2 separate regions of the Homo sapiens genome follow, and region 2 is linked to region 1. A link is a loop called in an ENCODE intact Hi-C map of the cell type or tissue named here. Cell type or tissue: heart left ventricle. All regions are shown on one strand. Links, peaks and the distances in the headings refer to the core of each region. The heading gives the core; the rest is flanking DNA.

Region 1 (2,917 bases), core at 174-2,673:
CTTTTTAGGCCTAGTCAGTCACAGTTCTACTAACTATTAAACTGCAGGTTACAGCACTATCTCTGTGGCTCCTCTACGCCTACAGCTTTGCAAGTATATCCTCCTGAGAGTATGCTATTTCAAGTGTGCCATCTGCTTCTCAGTGGAACCCTGATGTCTGGGTACCAGATACTCCCGTTTTCATGGAAGATGTTAGCTGCTGTAGGGTTTGAGAGATTGGAATTACCCTGGTTCAGTTCCTTTAGCCCTGAATTTCGGGAGGTAAATGCAAAGCCCTGACAATGATGACCTAATTCCCTGACTTCCTCTGGGTGTCAGAGATTTGGATGAGTTTAGAACATTGATTTTTGGACTGGGCGTGGTGGCTCATGCCTGTAATCCCAGCACTTTGGGAGGCCGAGGTGGGCGGATCACCTGAGGTCAGGAGTTTGAGACAAGCCTGGCCAACATGGCAAAACCCCGTCTCTACTAAAAATACAAAAATTGGCCAGGTGTGATGGCACGTGCCTGTAATCCCAGCTACTCAGGAGGCTGAGGCAGGAGAATCGCTTGAACCCAAGAGACGGAGGTTGCAGTGAGCCAAGATCACACTACTGCACTCCAGCCTGGGCGACAGAGTGAGACTCTGTCCCAAAACAAAGCAAAACAAACAACAACAACAAAAAACACTTATTTGATTTTTGGGAATTTGGAGCGCTAGGTCTGGGACAAGGAGTGTGATTTGTTTGTAAAGCGATGTGTTGGGCTTCAGTGTTCATTTGAATACGTCATTTAGTGATGGTTGTTTCTATATCTCTTATTAGTTAGCCTCTCCAACTTACCTAAAATAACAAAATCACAGATAATTTGTAGGCTAAAATTAGTCTTAAAAATTATTTTTGGCAGGGAGTGGTGGCTCATGCCTGTAATCCCTACATTTTGGGAGGCTGAAGCAGGTGGATCACCTGAGGTCAGGAGTTTGGGACCAGCCTGGCCAATATGATGAAACCCTGTCTCTACTAAAAATACAAAAGATTAGCTGGGCGTGGTAGCGCATGCCTGTAGTCCCAGCTAATCAGGAGGCCGAGGCAAGATAATTGCTTGAACCTGGGAGGCAGAAGTTGCAGTGAGCTGAGATGGTGCCATTGCACTCTAGCCTGGGCAACAAGAGCAAAACTCCACAGTTTTTTTTTGTCTCCCTCCAACATACCTTGAATAACAGTGCAAATTCACTGAATATAGAGTTTGGTGAGTTTATCTTTCCAAACAGAATTAGACTTTGACCTTTCGTAGTCACAATTGCAAGTGATACCTAAAGGGAAGTTGGACTGCTGCAGACAGTTGTTGAGGATGTGCACTGGTACCTGTAGGGGGCACCATTCATATATACTGTGAATTGGCATGCAACCTGCACAACCGTGTGCAGTGACCCTAGGAGGGGCCATAATCACCTCCAGCACTGATGGGCAGAACAGGGTGGAGTTTAACTGTTGCCCACACTGCCTCTGGTTATCTGCATTTTAAGCTTATGCCTTAACCTCAAGTATCTGATTCACGGTGTGAATTTTGCTTTTACTGTGGCTCTTTGTATATTGCAGCTAAATATTTCACATATGATGTCTCAATGTTTGAGGATATTCCATGGCAAATTTAATTTCTGGAGTACCAAGATGAAGAGAAGAAGCACTGGATCTAGTGCTGGATACCTGGATTCAAACCTTGGCAGAACAATGATGAAGCATTTCCGGCAGGACTCTCAGAATCTCAGGCTTCTTAACTGTAAACCAGGGTGAATAGTAGCTTTCTTATAGGTTTTGATGAATAAACAAGATTACATATTTCAAAGAACCTTACACACAATAAATGCTGAGTAAATATTGATTTATTCTTACAAAGCAAAACCTGTAAAAGTGACATTTTCAGAAAAGATTAATAGGTGAGCCTCTCAAGCACCAGTTTACAACAGATTTTTTTAATGCAACAGAAACTGTTTGGGAGGCTGGAGAGAGCTGGTTAGCTGGGCTTGAGGCTAACTGCACATGACATTCAGCTCCAGGGGCAGAGGCCTGATCCCCAGAGGGTTCAAAACCATTCTTGGCTTTTGCCCTTTTCTCTGACATCTTGAGTTTTCCTATTTATCGACAGGGCCAAGTGGCAAAGAGGTATTCTTCTTTGCCTTTGAATGTTTGCACAGCTTCCTCTTCTGATTAGAGAAATCAGATAGAGCTGGGATCTTTCACCTCTATCCTAATTGGTACATAGCACATTGTGACATCGCATCTATTGGTGTTGAACATGTAGGGGGAGGATTAGGATTTAGACCAAAGTTTTTTTTTTTTTTTTTTCAGAGTCGTACTTTGTCTGGGACTGCAAGTGCATACCAACATGGCCAGCTAATTTTTAAAATTTTTTGTAGAGATGAGGTCTCATCAGGTTGCTCGGGCAGCTTCTGGGCTCAAGCAAGCCTCCTACCTTGGCCTCCCAAAGAGCTGGGATTCCAGGTTTGAGCCACCACACCCAGCCTAGACTTTATTTTCTATGGTGATGGAATTAGGGAGTGGAAGTGAAGGATGTTATAATGTGGGCTTTAACTTGAAAAGGGATATAATCTACTCCCTCTATTAGGCGACTCCTGATTCTTGAAGCCAAATTTTTCAGTCTTCTTTTGTGATTCCAGGAGCCAAAACAACCAAGGAAGACCTGGTTCCAGTAATAATAATGATATCTTATATTTGTATAATGCTTTGTACTTTGGAAAGCAGCTCTATAATCTCATTTGACCCTCACATAAACCCAGTGAGGTGGCTTGGGAGGCATTCATTCCTTTATTTTACAGCTACAAAATCCCAGAAGATAATAAGTGTCTCGCCATGATCTCATAACATGTAAGTGATAGAGTCCAGGTCTCCTGGGTACTAGTCTAGCATTTTTTACTTTA
Region 2 (2,917 bases), core at 290-2,789, 56 kb after region 1:
CTTATATGATTTCATGTTTCCCCATTTCTGAGCATTTTGGTTATTCTGCTTCTTTTCTTTTATCTTTATACTTTTTTCAGTATTTGCCGTAGAGTTTGAAATATACATTTACAATGAATCCAAGCCCACTTTCAAAGAACACAATACTGCTTCATGGATAGTGTAAATACCTTGGTCATGTTCTTTTAAATCAGAGTTCCCATATAAAGATGCTTCAAGAGAGAAAAGATTTATGACGGTAGACTTTTGTTTGCTATACCCTTTAGAAAAAAACATGTTTCTAAAGGATAATAAACCTACTTGTTCTTTCTGGTGGCCGGTGACTGCTTGAATAGTGTTTCCTTAGAATTCATGGCCACTGAGAATCACAGTATGTGGCCATATTTGGAAATAAGATCTTTGCAGATGTAATTGGTTAAGATGAATTTGTACTGGATTAAGGTGCGCCCTAATCCAATGACTGGTGCCCTTATAAGAAGGCCAAGTGATCACACAGACACACACAGAAGGAAGAAGTCCGTGTGATAGTGGAGGCAGAGACTGGAGTGATGCAGCTACAAGCCAAGGAACACCAATGATTGCCAGGAGTCTCCAGAAGCTAGGAAAAGGCAAGAAAGAATCCTACCCTAGAATTTCCGGAGGGAGCATGGCTCTGCTGATACCTTGATTTTGGACTTCCAGTTTCTAGACCTGTAAGAGAGTAACTTCCTGTTCTTTAAGCCACCCAGTTTGTGGTAATTTGTTATGGCAGCCCTAGGAAATGGATACAGTAGTGATGGGGGAGTTTCCTTCACTCTGATTGCTGTCATGTGATTGGCATTCCACTGTAACACACCTGGCCACTCACTCACTCACTCAGGGGAGGAAGAATGACTTAAATCTGCTTGTTGACCTGGGAAGGATAAACTGGACACTTGTATATCAGCCTTTTCCCTTCTTTTTTTCTCTTGGGTGTGAACTCACCCCAGAGAGCATGCAGTCTATGTGGGGAGGCCTGCAGAGGATCAGTATTACGAGGCCCCAGGATTGCAATATAAGCAACATCTTCCAATATCGGCCTTAGCAGTGATAAGTTTACATTTTAATTGCCCCAGTGTATTTTTTAATCTTATTTCTCAATTTGTTAAGTACTCAGCATGTATATGGATGGATTGAGGTGGGGAAAGGAAAGCCCCTTTAGACTGGCAATAACCCTCCAAGTTCCTTCTGTTCTCAGTAAAGATTTGTTTAGTTTCCCTTGAGAGGAACATTGTATGGAGAAAGGACACCCTGAGGGATGAATTAGTCCTCCTGTCTGCCTAGCCAGGATCATAATACCTCAGTCATACCCCACACACAAGAGAACACATTCAGTTTTCATATCTTCCAGGAGAATGACTTCAACACCTTCTGAAAGACCCCTGGAGTATTGAATACACTTTTTGTTACTTATCTTCCTTAAACGGCTGAGTTGATGAAAAAAAAAAAAAAAGGTCTGGGATAGGTTAAGATTTTAAAAAACTTTTATCTTTAAATTTCATTTATTATTATTATGTCTCAGTTTTACATTTTTATTTTGAAATAATTATAGTTTCACAGAAAATTACCAAAAATATATGGGGAAGTCCTGTGTATCCTTCACCCAGTTTCCTCTAATGGTAACATTTTGCGTGACTATAGAACATTATCAAAACCCAGACATTGGCATTGGTACAATTGGCAGAGTTTATTTAGCTTTCAAGGGTCAGTCTCTTCCCTCATTTGCCCCCGTCAGGAGGATCTTACTCTCCCAGACTTGTTCTCAGCCTTTCTGGGGACAAATGAAGGAAGCAACTGGGGAGAAGAAACTAACCAGAGGTTTGGAGATGTTTCTCAGGTTATTTTGAGAACAGCCGATCCGGTAGGTGAGAGAAGTGGGTAAGAAAATAAATGGAAAGATTTTAAGTATTGCTGTTGAGTGTGAGTAAACTCTGTTTTTCCTTTTCTCTCACACCCCAACAATTAACACAGAAGACTTCTGTGACCAAATGTGGTGGTGGGGGTTCCCTTATACACCAAGCAAGCAATCGCTTCTGCAGCAGGCACCAGCTGGGCGTCCTCCAATTCAAATCTGACACTGTCTACTGGGAGATACCATCAGATCCCACAGGTTGAGGGCTCAGTCCCACAAGACCACTCTTTCCTTCTTACCAGTCGTAAGTCCAGGCCTTCTGAACTTCTGACTGACTGGCTTCAAGTTGGGGTTTCCATGACCTCCTCTTTGAGTTTAATTAATTTGCTGGAGTGACTTACAGAAGTCAGGGAAACACTTATGCTTACCAGTTTATTATGACGGATATCTGAAAGGATGCAAATAAATAGCCACATGAAAACATGCATAGGGTGAGGTCTGGAATGGTCCTGAGTGCAGGAGCTGCTGTCCTTGTGGAGTTGGGATACGTGCCCCTGCTCTAGCAGGTGGGTGAGTTCTTCGCCTTCCTGCCAGCCTCCATGTGTTCAGCGCCCCGGAAGCCCTCGAACCCTGTCCTTTGGGCCTCTTTTGGAGGCTGCATTGATTGTCCATAATTGAAGCAGAGACAACTGTGTCAAAATGTGATTGGATAAGAAGAGTATGCTCTAAACCCAGCAAGGCCTGTCTGTTCAGATTCTTTTTGGCCTCTCTGTGCAGCATTCCTTCCTCCTGGGAATGGGGCAGGACCTCTTCTGAAATGGGGTCTTATGACCTGCAATCAGACAAGGTAGGTCAGGGAATTTCTTTTTGGCCAGTGCAAGACAGAAAGGTAGGGAACAATTAGAGTATATTTTTAGTTCCTAAGGCCTGCCTTGGGAAAAAAAGGGAGCAGGTGAAAGGAGGGCAGGAGACGGTCAGAGAGAGATTGTATTTTCTCAGGCCTGCTTCTGGGATCTAAAGTGCTCCAACATTACAACAAAACACTGT

Evidence for each region. A loop is a pair of places that touch in the nucleus more often than their neighbours do. Peaks named below come from ENCODE experiments on the same cell type or tissue, not always from the same donor. Only the 100,000 strongest peaks of a DNase experiment are listed, where the experiment ranks them.
Region 2: it touches region 1 in a loop (2.1-fold over the local background); 4 of 110 quality-filtered maps call a loop at or near these places.

The regions. Positions count from the first base shown.
Region 1 is chr5:57,336,931-57,339,847 of GRCh38, forward strand. No RefSeq gene overlaps it. Among named protein-coding and RNA genes, the nearest start is that of RMEL3, 57 kb to the right of the region's middle. In heart left ventricle, for the core only: CTCF peaks have their summits at 1,346 (motif pointing right) and 1,557; no DNase peak of the experiment used is centred there.
Region 2 is chr5:57,393,300-57,396,216 of GRCh38, forward strand. RMEL3 (enriched in melanoma 3) reads left to right here and starts at 1,808. Exons shown (of 4, transcript NR_186596.1): 1 at 1,808-1,879. In heart left ventricle, for the core only: no CTCF peak of the experiment used is centred there; no DNase peak of the experiment used is centred there.